Linked DNA regions of Mus musculus: region 2 is linked to region 1. The links are chromatin loops, found by intact Hi-C in ENCODE. Cell type or tissue: heart. All regions are shown on one strand. Each heading gives the region's core, and the rest is flanking DNA. Links, peaks and the distances in the headings are about the cores only.

Evidence for each region. Hi-C counts contacts between places; a loop is a spot of excess contacts. Peaks named below come from ENCODE experiments on the same cell type or tissue, not always from the same donor. Only the 100,000 strongest peaks of a DNase experiment are listed, where the experiment ranks them.
Region 2: it touches region 1 in a loop (16-fold over the local background); 21 of 42 quality-filtered maps call a loop at or near these places.

What each region holds. Positions count from the first base shown.
Region 1 is chr17:27,329,451-27,337,446 of GRCm38, reverse strand. It overlaps a transcript of Gm10505 not described here. Among named protein-coding and RNA genes, the nearest start is that of Mir7216, 5.1 kb to the right of the region's middle. In heart, for the core only: no CTCF peak of the experiment used is centred there; DNase peaks (open chromatin) are centred at 3,666 and 5,584; H3K27ac peaks cover 883 bases; H3K27me3 peaks cover 239 bases.
Region 2 is chr17:27,204,099-27,209,842 of GRCm38, reverse strand. It overlaps Gm34736 (a long non-coding RNA gene), which reads right to left and starts at 4,974. Exons shown (of 4, transcript XR_385492.4): 1 at 4,676-4,974; 2 at 1-663. It overlaps Lemd2 (LEM domain containing 2), which reads left to right and starts at 5,405. Exons shown (of 9, transcript NM_146075.2): 1 at 5,405-5,744. The coding sequence starts at 5,425. In heart, for the core only: no CTCF peak of the experiment used is centred there; a DNase peak (open chromatin) is centred at 5,352; H3K4me3 peaks cover 831 bases; H3K27ac peaks cover 705 bases; H3K27me3 peaks cover 296 bases.

The sequences.
Region 1 (7,996 bases), core at 1,450-6,449:
GGAAGGATGAAGTCAGCTTGCCTTTACCTCCTGTGATCTGGAGCCAGCCTTGTCCTCGCTACCTCCAACCCTGCCTTCCCAGGCAGGAATGGGGTAGAGAAGAAACAAGCAGGTCACTCAAGACCAGGTTTTGAGGAAGAAATCTGTGACAGAAAGATGTGGGAAAGACGGGTCACCAAAAGGTCACTTGGAAGCAGTGCTGACTGTAGAGTTCACACAGCGGAGGACTGTCACCAGACGGTGGCCTGAGGAGCCGTGATGGGGCTGCCTATTTCCCACCGTTTACTTAACTGAGGAATTGGTAGACCAGAGAGAGATATACTCAGTGTGCTCCCCACCCCCAGCCCTCCCATTACAGTGGGAGGGGTACAGAAGGGACAGCCTAGGGAGTAGGCAGAGCCTGGCACCCAGTGTGGCCTATGATAGGGAGAGAGGGGCCTGTGTAAACCCTGAGCACATGGGGCCAAGAAAGGTGGAGAGGCTATCAAAGAAATCACGTCTTCTGACGTTGCCACCGTGAAATAGTCTTGCTCTCCTATCCCGAGCAAGGTCCCATCTTTGATTCTCATAATCCCGAGAAACTTGGGGGCTGCAGTGGCAGCAGGGCTAGGTAGGTGTGTCTTTATACAGAAGAGTTGGCTGAACTGACGCAGGCAGCACATCTGCCTGCTCTTGGGAGCCAGAGTCCGAGCTCCAGGGGCTGCGGTATTTATGTCCCTGGGTCCTAGGACTCTGAAGAAAGCCGGGATGCTCTCTCTGTGGTGAGAGCATCTGGGCTTGGCTCCCAGGTGCGTGCTGGTGAGAGTGACGAAGGACCCTGTCAGGGAAGATGGCGCTCAGTCCAGTTGGCTCAGCCCTGTACCAAGCCTTGGGCTTTATTACAGCCTCCACACTGCCACTACGCAGTAAGAGGCCCAGGGGCCGAAGCACTTGCATTTCAGACTACTATGGACACTCAGTGCTCGCTCTGTGAGGAGCTCCTCCTCACAGGCAGGGGAAAGGAGGGTCCAGAAGAAACCTGAGCGTTTCCAAGCAGCCTGAGCCTGACAGGGCGGGCTCCGCAGAAAACCAGTGCGCTGAAGAGCTGAGGCCTGGGGATGGCCTTCACCGAGGCCAAGCGAGACCTGGGAGAGTTCCAGGTAGGAAGTGGCCAGCCCGGGGCCTCAGAACACTTCCTCAGGGAGCCCCCATGGAGGTTAAAGGTAGGTGTTCTACCCCCCTGACCCGGAAGCAGATCATGTCAGGACTTCTTTTCCACAGTGCTCCCCCCCAACTCTCCCCTCTCCGTGTGCACATTCCAACTTCCTGACCCTGGCTACTGTACAGAGAGTGAGGAGAAAGACAAATCCCCTTTCCCCAGACTGTCTTTCCCCCTTACCTTCCCCCCACTTTCTTCAGCTGGCTTTGTGGTTTGTTTTTTCTGGAAGAGGCATCAGGGGCTGAAGAGAGGGCGACCCTTGGCTACCTGCTGGTGGGCTGCTGAGGTCACTCACCAGTCCCTTCCTGAGCCTCCCAAAGACTCTTGAGGGCAAAAGGAAAAAGACATCCAGTAAGGATTCCAGCCCACACCACTCTGCAAACATCCCCCCGCCCCCATCATTCCAGAAAGACCATTCCAGATTCAGACACCGCCCCCCACCCCCCATGGGAGCAGAGCATTGGAGGCTCAAGGAAGCAGACCTTACAAAAGGCTGCCTTGGAGCAGCGTCTGGAAATCAAAAGAGTATAATTTGGTTGTTACTGTCATGGCAATGAGCAGTTGGTGAGTGTGGCAAGGCTATCTTGGTGTGGGGACAGAGCACAAGGTGACCACTGTTAAAAGTAGAACCCACGTGGAAAAGAGCCAGGGTTGCTCTTGTTCCTAGAGGGCTGTGGGGTTTACCTGGTGTCACTGAGTTGTCACTACAATCCTTACTGTACCAGGCCCCTGATGCCACCACAGCTCCCAGGGGCCCCACCACACCCCCTGTCCAAGGCTTTCCGGAAGTCACCAGAAGGACCTTGACTGGTTAACAGAATCCTTGAAATATCAGGAAACCAGATAAAGCAGGGCCCCTCTTCCTTGGCATCCTATTTCTCCCGTGTGTATCCATCCGGCTTGCAGCCCAGCCTCCAGCTTCTTCCAGAGATGCCCTCTGATCTTCTCTGTCTCTTCCTGGCCTGCCCCTCCGGCCTCCCCTTGCCCAGTCAGCCGTCTCCCTGCCACTCTCTGGATTTTCTTGCTTCTCTCCACTTTCAAACAGCAGGTGAGTGCAGAACCCCAGAGCCGTTCATGCCATTCTGGGACGGACGAGGGGCCACAGGGTGTCTGAGGCTGGCAGATATTCCCTTCTCATCCTCCATGTGAGGCAACAGGCTGTGTCCTTCTGTGAGAACCAAGGTGTTTGGAAGGCAGGCTGGGTTGCGAGAAGGAAGCTGCCCTGTTCTTCCTATCACCTCGCACTTCCTTCAAAACCTGGCTCATCTTCACACTGGTCCTCCTACGCCTGTCCCCAGAGAGAGAAGCTATTCTTTGTCCTGTCCCTCCCAGACTCCCTAGACCTCAGGCAAGGCCCCTCCACCAGAAAGCGCAAAACCTCTCAGGCTACACAGACATTCAAGGCTCCCCCGCCCTCAGACCCATCATCCCCCCTTGCTCTAGGACACTCTTCTTCCCACCCCCATCCATCAGCATTGCCGGTGGACTCCCATAGGCACCACTGTGAGAAGGCATCCGATGCCTGGCACATCGTAGGTGCTCAATAAATATTTGTGGAATGAATGGCCAGAGAGTCTGAGCTTCAGAGTCACCAGTGGGTTTATTTATTTCTATCCTAACAGCACTGTACCCAGGCACAACCCGCAGGGAACTTGACTCTTTACCCAACTCCTGCAGCCCCACTCCTCACAGAGCCCAGGCATCTGCCCTGGAAGCTCTCCCAAGAGTTGCACATTTAGATGGCAACCATGGTCACCCCTAGGTTCTCCGCCCTGCAGGCACCACCTCAGCACACCTGCTGCTTGGCCAGCCTACAGCCTTGAGACAGGCTGACTTCCACATTCCCAATCTTGCCCTTGAGCTTAGCTGAGAGATGCAGTATTTCTCAGCTGACCCCTCTGAGGGTCTCAGCTGGTGTCTGTCATGGTCAGCTGACAGACTGGTGGCTCCTTTTCACATCTCACCAGTCACCAGTCACATGAAACCCCTAACTCCTTAATTCTTTCTCTTTCAGTTGCCCACAGCCGGCTACCTGGTCGTGGATAAGCATGCAGGCCACCCTGAGAATGCCTTCCACCCCTCTCCCAGAATGCCTTATTCCTCATCCCCCCCCTTTTTTTTACAGATAGTTTTTCTGTCCTCAGCTTGGTGGTGTCATGGCCCTCCAGTCAGGCAGCCCTTTACTCTGTCCACTTCCATGTTACCTGTCTTCAAGCCTTCCCCCATTTAGCCTGCCTTCCACTAAGTCCAACCCGGCCTCTTCCTTCATCACCTCAGGAAACTACTACACAGACTTCGCAGCCTGAGGAAGGGCTACTCGCTGGTCCTGCCCACCCCACCTGCGGGGCCTAGCTGCACGTCTGTGTCTGAGCCCCCGGAGCTCGCTTCTCTGCTGCTCTCCAGCCAACGACTACTTTCCTTTTTATCACTGAGGCAGGTGGCGGCAGCATGTGTTTACTCCATTACGGGGACTCCTGCGCATGCGCATGTTCTTTCTCTTATGCACAAGTCCTGGGGCTGGTGAGGCGCGGCTCTGTCGCCCATTTCAATCCTACTTGTTGCAAACCTCATAGGTTGGTGCCTGCTGTATCACTCCATGAACACTGCATCACACTTCACCGTAGAGATGCGCTCCACACCCAGCCCAGACCCTCTTCCTTAAGCGCCATCTCGCAAGGCTACCATGAACCGCCCTTGCCAGTGGAGCCACACAGTCAGAGCATTGTTTCTGCTGAAGAGAGTCGCTGACCTGGAATGGCTCCTCAGATGAAAAATCTTGGTCCTGTTGAGTATCCCACCAAAACAAACCAACCAAACAGAACAATACAAGACTCACTCCGGGTCCGGGCAACCCCAACACTGCAGGTGTGTAAATGTGCCTCTGTGTGTGGGGGCCTGATAATGGGTCCTTCGTGGTTATCTTCAAACTCTGCTTCCCTACCACTGCTGCTGTCTCATCTTGTCCTCAGGTCTCCACCCCCTGAACCTTCTCCTGCCCCACTCTGAAGGTGGTTTCCTAAATCCGGCCTGCTCTGAACGCAGTTTCCCCAAGAGCTCAGGGTCCCCTCTGAGTCTCCACCTTCTCTTTGCAGCTCAGCCTTGCTCAGGCTGAGCAGAGATGAAGAGGATAGCTACACAACTTAAGGCAAAGCACCCAGTGAAGGAGGGTCGCACAGGCTGAGGGTGCAGAGGACAAGGGCCCTTTCATTCATGCATTCTACAAATATTTATTGAGTGCCTATTAAGTGCCACCAAGGCCGGTGAGCCCAGCCAGGTCGAATCAGCCTTAGGAGAGGCTAATCAGATGGTCCCGTCCCCATTTGTGCCTGACTTCAGGCTGGGCTGATCTTCACAACCCAGTGCCTTCAGGCACCAGGTGATGATTTACACTAGAGATAGACAATCTTGAAGACAGGGTCATCACAATCCCTTCTCTAGATTAAGGCTCCTCGCTCCTGCCTGACCACCCTTGAAGAACCATCCCCGTGACTAAGGAAGATGTCACATCAACTCTAAGGAGATCTCCCCTTTTGTGGACTTTCCTCAACTATGCATGAAGCTCAGAGATGTATTGAACCTTTTCAAAATGCTGACTGTGGGGCTATGATTCTAGTCACAGGAAAACCAGCACTATGGGTGCCCAAGAGGGCCAGCTGAGCTATCAACACAAAAATCTTGTTCTGGACTCTTGTAGTTATGGACTATGTGGTTTGAAGACCACAACAGAATCTCCTGCACCAGATCAATAGAATTAACATGTAACACTCGACAGTTAAACCAGGAAATCAACAGTCTCCAACTGACCTGGGCCAAGCATGACAGAAGGAGATTCCGTCATGCAGCTTAGTGGCTCCCCCTCCACAGTTTGGACTGCAGAATGCTGTTGGTGCTTTTGACTGCAGAGGCTGACAGCAATGTTGGACCGACTGGAAAAACTTTCATTAATGAGTCACCTCAGGTCTGTAGCCATGTGTGTGCTGAAATAGCCTTTAACAAACACAGGAGCTGACTCAGAAGACAATGCTGTCAGAAGCAGGTGCTCATGCCTGGAGTTAAGAGCAGCGCGGATCTCAGAGCACTCAGGCTTGAGACTCTCTAGGTGACCACACCTGAAAATGTTTCCAGGCTTCACAAAGTTGCAAACATAAGAAAGCAAAAACTGGACAGGACTTTAGGGATTACAGAATAGGGACACTGAGGATATGCCTTGGGCAACCACTGCTAAGAGGAAAGGTCTGTCAGGGCAAGATGCTGTTGGACTCAAGGAAGTATTTGGCACCACTGATCCAGGACAGAGGACCGTCAAGCTGTTTGGATGTACCATCCCTGGAGGCAAGCCTTCTTCAAACTCAGATGAGTTTATTAAAAATAAACAAAAACAAAAACCAGTGCTTCCTGCATGTCCCCTGACCCCAGCTGCCTGGCCTGGAGGGTCAGAGAACATATTTCCCAGGGAATGTCATTAGAACAGAGTGGAACAGGTCTGAATGATGGCCAGGTTGTGATGAAGCCATTGGGGACTACACAGACACTGGAGCCCGGAGAGAATAAGAGACGTGCAACACTGAGAATAAAAGGATAGGCCTGAGGGTGGCGAGCAGCCAGTGTGGGCACGTGGGCTTTAGGCAGTTCCTGCTCTTTTCTTTTGCTTGCCTAACTGTGGGGAAAAATAAAAACATAATAAAAGACATTAAAAGAAATAAAAGACACTTGTCATCTGTCTGCTTGCTCCCCAAAAGTCTCTGAGCTCCCAGGTCCTTAGGTTTATCGTACACTGTCAGGGGGACAGGGGACATGGCATCTTCAGCCTCTTCCCTCTGTCACCTCAGCTAAGTCCCTACAGACCCTTTGCAGATGTGGGGTCTCACTTGGCCAGACCTCAAAAATCTTCCTACAAGTCATTGGTGAGAGAAAGTTTCTGGGTTCAGCAAAGGTGGATGCCCAGGAAGATACCACCTAACTTGGAAGCTTTGGCTCTGTTTTGCTAAATCTATCACTTGATTCCTGAGAATCGGAGTCCGGCCTCCAGGACCTGTGCCAGGCAGTGCTTGCCTGCCCACTGTGGACTTCGTTTACTTGCTGGTCATTTCTGCTTCTGAAGTCTAGGCATTTCTCAGGAGAGCCTGAGACATGCAGATTTTTCGTCAAAATGGTGTTGCCAAAAATGCTCAGAAAATATCACCACCAGACACGAGCCTTGGCTTCTGGACCCTTGACCCTTCGTCTGTGTAACTTAAGTTTCTCCAGGGGCTGGTTTGTCTGTTGGCTGTCCCAACTGGCTACCCCAAGAGCTTCCATGGGCATAACCAATGTGCTGAGGCAGGCAACACCAGCTTTGGAGCCCCACATGATAGACATCTTTGGCTACCTACCTCACTGAGCCCAGAGAAGCCACCTTAAGAACTCTCTCAACCCTAGGAAGGTGGCTAAGGAGATGCAACACTGTAATCCCTCTACAGTTGAGATTGGTCATTTGCTGGCACCCAGCTGCCCCATTTAGACCCCTCTAACGGGAACCTTTCTACTGACCCCCATAGAAGTTCCAGGGCCCTGAGCACCTCCCCTGAGCACCCCAACCCCTTGTTTGCAGCCCCAAGGGCCTGTAGTATGAAGATTTGAAGGTTTTCCAAGAGTGGAGTCTCTAGCTTCCACCCTCAGGCCTTTAGCAAGCTCCTGTGGCTGGCACTTATGGTCCCTGTTTCCATCCACTGATTACCAACCACTAAGCCGTGGACCCCAACTCATCGAGCCAGGGCCAGGTCCCTGCCGTTAATCTTGGGGGAAAAAAAGAGAGAGGGGTCACCTAGAAGGAAGGAAGTTCCTGTCTGGGGTGGCACTTCCTTGTTGGGAATTGTTGGCTCTGAATGTGTGAAGAACCCAGCAGCTATCACACCTCTCAACTGAGGTGGTGGTGGTGGTGGTGGTGGTGGTGGTGGTGGTAGTGTTTCCATGTGGTTCTGTGCTCCATTTCAAAGCCCTCTGGTTCAGAGGCAAAAAAGATTGCTTGCTGCAGTAACAGTGAGAGATTCTCAGAAGAAGGTCCTTGGGAGATCAAAACTTTGAGGAATTAATAAATGCCTATAAATTATAAATGCCTATAGTTAATCCATGGAAGGAGTGATGTGAGCGAGTGCATCTGGCTGAAGCAGGCTCCCACCCAAGCACACCAGATGCCTTGTCCCTCCCCTGCCCCTCCCCCACAACCATCCAGCCAGGAAATTTTGTCTCAGCTCAGCTTGGGATTTTTGCGGCTGAAGTCCCCAGCTCATGCGCCAGCTGCTTTGGGCAGCACCTGCGTTTGTCTCTTGGCCTGAAGATACCAGCACCTGCTGAGGGCAGGTGGAAAGGGCTGGGCCTGCCCCGGGACTTCTCTATTCCGCTTCCAGTTAGCTGATAGGGTAAGTAACTATCCCCTGACATCTTCTCCTGGCCCAACTGGTCAGATTGAGATGAAAGGTATTGATCTAGAGGAGGTAGACGGCCACTCTAGGGGAACAGGCTGTGGCAGACCCTCCTGGGGAAGCAAAGCCACTCTCTCTGTCCAGGAATGTACATGAAAGCCTCCATGCTGGGAGCCCCATTCCTTCTAAAGTTGGAAGCAAGGTCGATCTGCAAAAGAAGCCACACGCCAAAGGGAATTGCTGAGGAAGCAAGGGGCTTGGAAACCCCCAAAAATGAAGGGGGAGGGGAGAGGGGTTTTGGCGTGAAGAAAAATGATCATCTCCTAAGAGGTGGTCTAACACAGTCCAGCTTCTGATACCTTCTTTTCAAGGTGTGTGTGTGTCCTCTGCAAGGGCC
Region 2 (5,744 bases), core at 391-5,390, 130 kb after region 1:
CCCTATGGTGAGACCACTTCCCTGTCCCCAGAAGGAAACTTCCATCCCCTGGGTGTTAGGAGGGGGACTGGTATCCTGTAGTGTTGTCCTAAGCTCCTGGGATCTGGAGAGCAGGCTGGCTCTGGGACCAGGACCACAATTCTCTGGGTGGCTTTGCCACATGAAGTCTTTTTAGAACTCTTATTTGTATTTTTTAAGCTGGGAATTGGTGGAGTACGGTCCCAGGGGATGCGGTGCTGTTGTCTCTGCAGAAGAGCAGGGGTTGGTTCAGAACAAGCAGGCGGCCAGTGCCTGCTGTCCCCATGCTACAGCCATCCCTTGGGAGTTCTTGGTAATCAGCCCCACTGGGGACTCAAGAGGCCACCAACACCTGTCTGCACCTTGCCCCATGTGTGTGAGGCCTGTCAGCTCTGGTTTCCCTGCCTCTCCTGGTACTCTTTTGTTGTTCACAGTCTGACTCAATAAGTGGGTTTTTGTTTGTTTGTTTGTTTTGTCTTGTTTTGTGAACAAGCTCTCCCAGTGTCTTGGCTGTGGACTTGACTGCCTGCTGTATGCTCATGGACCCTGGGAGTAATGAAAATTGGGGGAAGGGCGGGAAGGATCCAAGCTGAACGGAGATGAAGTGATCACGTTTTCAGAGAACAAGAAAAGTGAGACTCAGTCCTGGTTTTAAAAAAAAGAAAAAGAAAAAAGAAAATGAAGGCCTTTAGTGTTGAGACTGGAGAGATGGCTCATCAGTTAAAAACCTGCATTGCCCTCAAAGGACCCCAAGTTTGGTTCCCAACACCCACAATGGGCAGTTCATAACTACCTGTCACTCCAGCTCTAGGAGTATCTGAGCTGTCCTCTTCTGGCCTCTGTTAGCAACTACACACACACACTCTTAAAAAATCAGGGGCTGAGCAGTGGTGGCATACGCCTTTAATCCCAGCACTAGGGAGGCAAAGGCAGGCGGATTTCTAAGTTCAAGGCCAGCCTAGTCTACAGAGTGAGTTCCAGGACAGCCAGATGTCTTAGTCAGGGTTTCTATTCCTGCACAAACATCATGACCAAGATGCAGGTTGGGAAGGAATGGGTTTATTCAGCTTACACTTCGACATTGCTGTTCATCACTTAAGGAAGTCAGGACTGGAACTCAAGTAGGTCAGGAAGCAGGAGCTGATGCAGAGGCCATGGAAGGATGTTACTTACTGGCTTGCTTCCCCTGGCTTGCTCAGCTTGCTTTCTTATAGAACCCAAGACTACCAGCCCAGGGACGGCACCATCCACAAGGGGCCCTTCCCCACTTGATCACTAATTGAGAAAAGCCTTACAGTTGGATCGTCATGGAGGCATTTCCCTAACTGAAGCTCCTTTCTCTGTGATAACTCCAGCCTGTGTCAAGTTGACACAAAACCAGCCAGCAGACCAGGGCTCTTACACAGTGAAACCCTGTCTTGAAGAATAAAGCAAAACAAAACAAAACAAAATCTCTAGCAGGCAGGCAGAGGAGACGGCTCAGTCAGCACCCTGTGTTGCTACAGAAGAAGACGAGCAGCTCAGGCCCCAGCCCCACACACAAGCTGGGCACAGCCGTGTTCACCTGTCATCCTGTGCTGGGGAGATGGAGGCAGGAGGCTCCCTGGAGCTCAGTGGGTAGCCGGATGAGTCAGACTGGTAAGCTCCGGGTTCAGCAAGGAGAGCTATTGGGGAAGACATCTAACGTTGCCGCTGTCTTCTGCACTCATACATGCACAAACTCCACAATGTGTGAACAGGGAACCAACCAGGGGAAAGAACCAAAGAGCCCAGAGCACCCAGGGCCCTGACCTTCGGGCCTTCCTTCCCTTATAGAGATTTATAAAGCAGGATGATTTAAGGTGGCTGAGAGGAGATTAGCCCCTGGTAGGCAGGCTTGTTCTTGACACAGGACCCAGATAATAGCTGGGTGACCTGAGCCTGGCCCCACAAGATGGAGATGATGCACTGCTTTCTCCCTAACCACACTGGTGGGATTCCGTAATTACTGAGGTGCACAGATTAACCATAAGACTGAATAGTTAAAAGCAGAGCGTAATTGCCTGGTATCCGTCCTCTGTAATTTAGTATAATCTAATCATGGACAAAGCCCCAAAGAAAGCAATCTGAAAGCACGCGCTTTCCTCATGCGCAATGTGTTAGCACACTGGTGATACAGTCTGTGCCTCAGAAGAAGGCTCAGCCTCAGACACCTATGTGTGGTCCAGAGGGGGAGCTGTGCAAGGCAAGGGGCACAGCAGCCTGTAGAGCCTGTTCCGGCATTTCCCTCTCACTCCATTTACCTCCTCCCTTGACCCGCAGGCTGGGAGAGAGCTGGTGGGCGGCCCCTCTTGCACGAGGCACTGAGATGAGGTAGCAAGCAGGGTCCACTTGAAGCCACACCAGTGGAATCTGAGCCCCACTTTTGACTGCATTCTCCCCAGGACCCCCACACACCCTCTGTGTGATGCCACTATCGTGTGAATCAAAGGAAGCCTGGGTCAGCTGAGGTTCTCAACAGTGTGAGTCAAGAACACACTCGGCATGACGAGGACTGAACGTGTGTACTGTTTCCTGGCCGGGAGTGGGGGAGGGAAAAATGGAGCCATGAAAGATTTATGGCCACTGTTATTACAGGGCTCTGTTGAAACAGGAAGAGGCTAGCAAGAGAGGAGCGGCATGATGTGATGGCCTTCTGGGGACCCAGAGGGTTCCAGCAACTCATCACCTCTGCTGCTGCTGTGGATGTGGTTATAAACAGCCACAGGCTCAACATTTTGTCTTTTCTGTCTGCCTTTAATAAGTCAAAAAGACTGGCATAGCAAGGGCTATACACTTTACACACACATAGCACACACACTTATATAATACACACTTACACGTGCACTCAGTTACACACACACACCCACACACTTATACAATTACACTTACACACTCAGTTATACACATGATGAGGACGTATGTGCACACACACACACACATACACACACACGGTAATGACAAAGTAGAGCTAGCTCTCAGTTAGCGACCCTGAGCCATTTCCATTTTGTTACATACGCCTTCCATGCCAGGCAGACCCCTTAGGAAGGCTCTGACAGGACAGGGGCAGAGGTGGCTAGACAGAGGTGAGCTCCTTCAGGAGCTTCGTGGACACCGCCCAGCAAATCTACCAACAGAATAAGAGTCCTGGGGACGGAGTACCATGGAGGACCACAGTGGTCTAACCCCCAGAAAGAACAGACAGGGCCGGGAACTCAGAGAAGCAGATGCACCCCCCAAGGCTCTTTTTCAGGGGCAGAGAAGGGGACCTGAGGGGCAGATCCCCTGTAAGTGGCTGGGGCTGGAGGCTGCTGATACACAATGCCTAGGACCAAGAGGCCCAGAAGACAAAGCCAGAAGCCACCCATGAGCCACAGGGCAAGCCAAGGTAGCTAAAGGCTAACACTGAGTTCTAGGCTAGAGGGAGGTCAATACAGCTTGCTATGGATCATTTGGTCCTAGGTGTGTGAGAGGATGCCTGAATGGTGTGCCACCATTAGGGGTGGCCCCGGAACCGTCCATGATTTCTATGCCTCCTTAGATTCACTGGGATGAAACAGACCACAGGTCTGTGAGACACCACAATGCTCACTTTGAACATCCATTCAGACACTCTGAGAATGCACTCGGCCAGTACCGACGCTGACAGGCTTGTGCTTCGGATACTGAGCCATACATACAGCTGCAAGGAGTTGCTCAAATGTTACCAACTCATTTGTCATGCAAACAGTGCTTTGGAAGAAATAAAATACTATTATGTGGTATATGTGTTAGGCAATCACTATATCAAATCCGTGGCACTCCGCGAAAACACAGGCAGAGAAAAGGAAAACAACACTTGGTGAGAGAAATCACACCACATGGGAGCAGCTAAGTCAGGGAGAAGGGGAGGCAAACGACAGAAGCCCAGCGGAGCTGAGGCTGTAATTTTCCCAGCTGTGTGGCCGGCACTGAATACTCCTGGGGTTTAACAAGCGACAGAGCGATGAAACTCTGACAGAGGAGCACGGCCCAGGGTCTCAGGGAAGGCAGGGAGGGTGGCAGGTAGAGCTGCAGGGAGATCTCGAGGGCTGGGAAGCTGGAGCTGCAATATTGCCAGGAAAAGGGAGGTGATGGGTGAAGGATGTGGAAGGAACAGCAAGGGGAGAGGGTGAGGCCATGAACTGTGTTTGTTAGATGGTGGGGGGACGGGTAAGGGTAACCACATCACTGCCCCCACCCCCTCAAGGCTCCCAACTCCAACACTGCACAGATTTGTCTAAGGGAGGAGTGCGCTCCAGGCCCTGTCCTGAAGGTCTCTTCTAATCCTTATAGCAGCCCTCTAGGGAGTTATGGGAAGCTGGCTAGAAATGTTAATTGGAAATTACCACACACTAAATGGTTGCAGATTGGAGATCAAACTGCAAGACTCTGCAGATCATCCCCTAAACCGTAAGACACGGGTCTCCCGATCCCATCACCCAAGAGAATTCCAACATTTACGGGAACCTAGGGCATAGGTATTTGCCCCTAAGAGTTCAGAGTATAGGGATCCACCTATGAGGACATTTTGGGTCACCCGTGGCCACAGAGGATCAATCTGTCTCAGAGTTGCACCTTAAAAAAATATATTTATTTTATGTGCGAGTGTTTTACCCACTTGTATGTGCACCAGGTTCATACCATGCCAGCAGAGACCGGAAGAGAAAGATACCAGATCTTCTGGAATTGGAATTGTCCATGACGTGACCAGCCACTGATGTCCAAACCCTAGCTCCTCTGTAAGTGTTGTTACGCCCAGAGTCTTCTATCTCTCCAGTCCCAAGGGTGCACACTCCTGAAGTTTCAGTGTCGACCAAGTGCATGCCTGAAGCTGGCCTGAAGCAGCAGTCAAGATAAGGTCTTGGAGAGCATGCCGGGCGGTTACTCCACCACCCAAATCCGACACACAGCCTCGACGCCCATCCGGAGACTGGCAAGTGGGCCGGATCTCTATTAATGGCGGTGGTTTTCTTACACCATTGAGCTCATCCATTAAGTAAATCAACATTCCATTGAACGTTTACCACGTGCTAACGCTGCGTTAGGATAAACACTGCTAGGTCTGACAGATAAAGATAAGCTAGAGGGCGGGGGGAAGAGATGAAAGCACCTGCACACACAAGTAAAACAAAACAAAACAGTAACCAAACCAACCCTTTGACCTCACCAACATGGCGGCGCCAGGCCGACACAGACGCCTTTCATCATGGCGGACATAGCCTCCATGCGCCGCCCTTCCCAATATGGCGTCCGTGGTCGCCCTTCCCATCATGGCGCGCGGCCCCGCCCGCTCCGCCGCGGCTGCCGGCGGGAGCAGTTCCGGGTGCGGTGCGCGCCGGGGGCGGGCGAGGGGGCGGTGTCCTGGCCATGGCCGGCCTGTCGGACCTGGAGTTGCGGCGAGAGCTGCAGGCCCTGGGCTTCCAGCCAGGCCCCATCACCGACACCACGCGGAACGTCTACCGCAACAAGCTGCGCCGCCTGCGGGGCGAGGCCCGGCTGCGCGACGACGAGCGGCTGCGGGAGGACGCCGGGCCGCGGGAGGACGCCGGGCCGCGGGGCCCCGAGCGGCAGCGGGAGGAGGCCCGGCTACGCGAGGAAGCGCCGCTGCGCGCGCGGCCCGCCGCCAGCGTCCTGCGCTCGGAGCCCTGGCCGCTGTCGCCTTCCCCGCCGGCGCCTAGCGCGGCCTC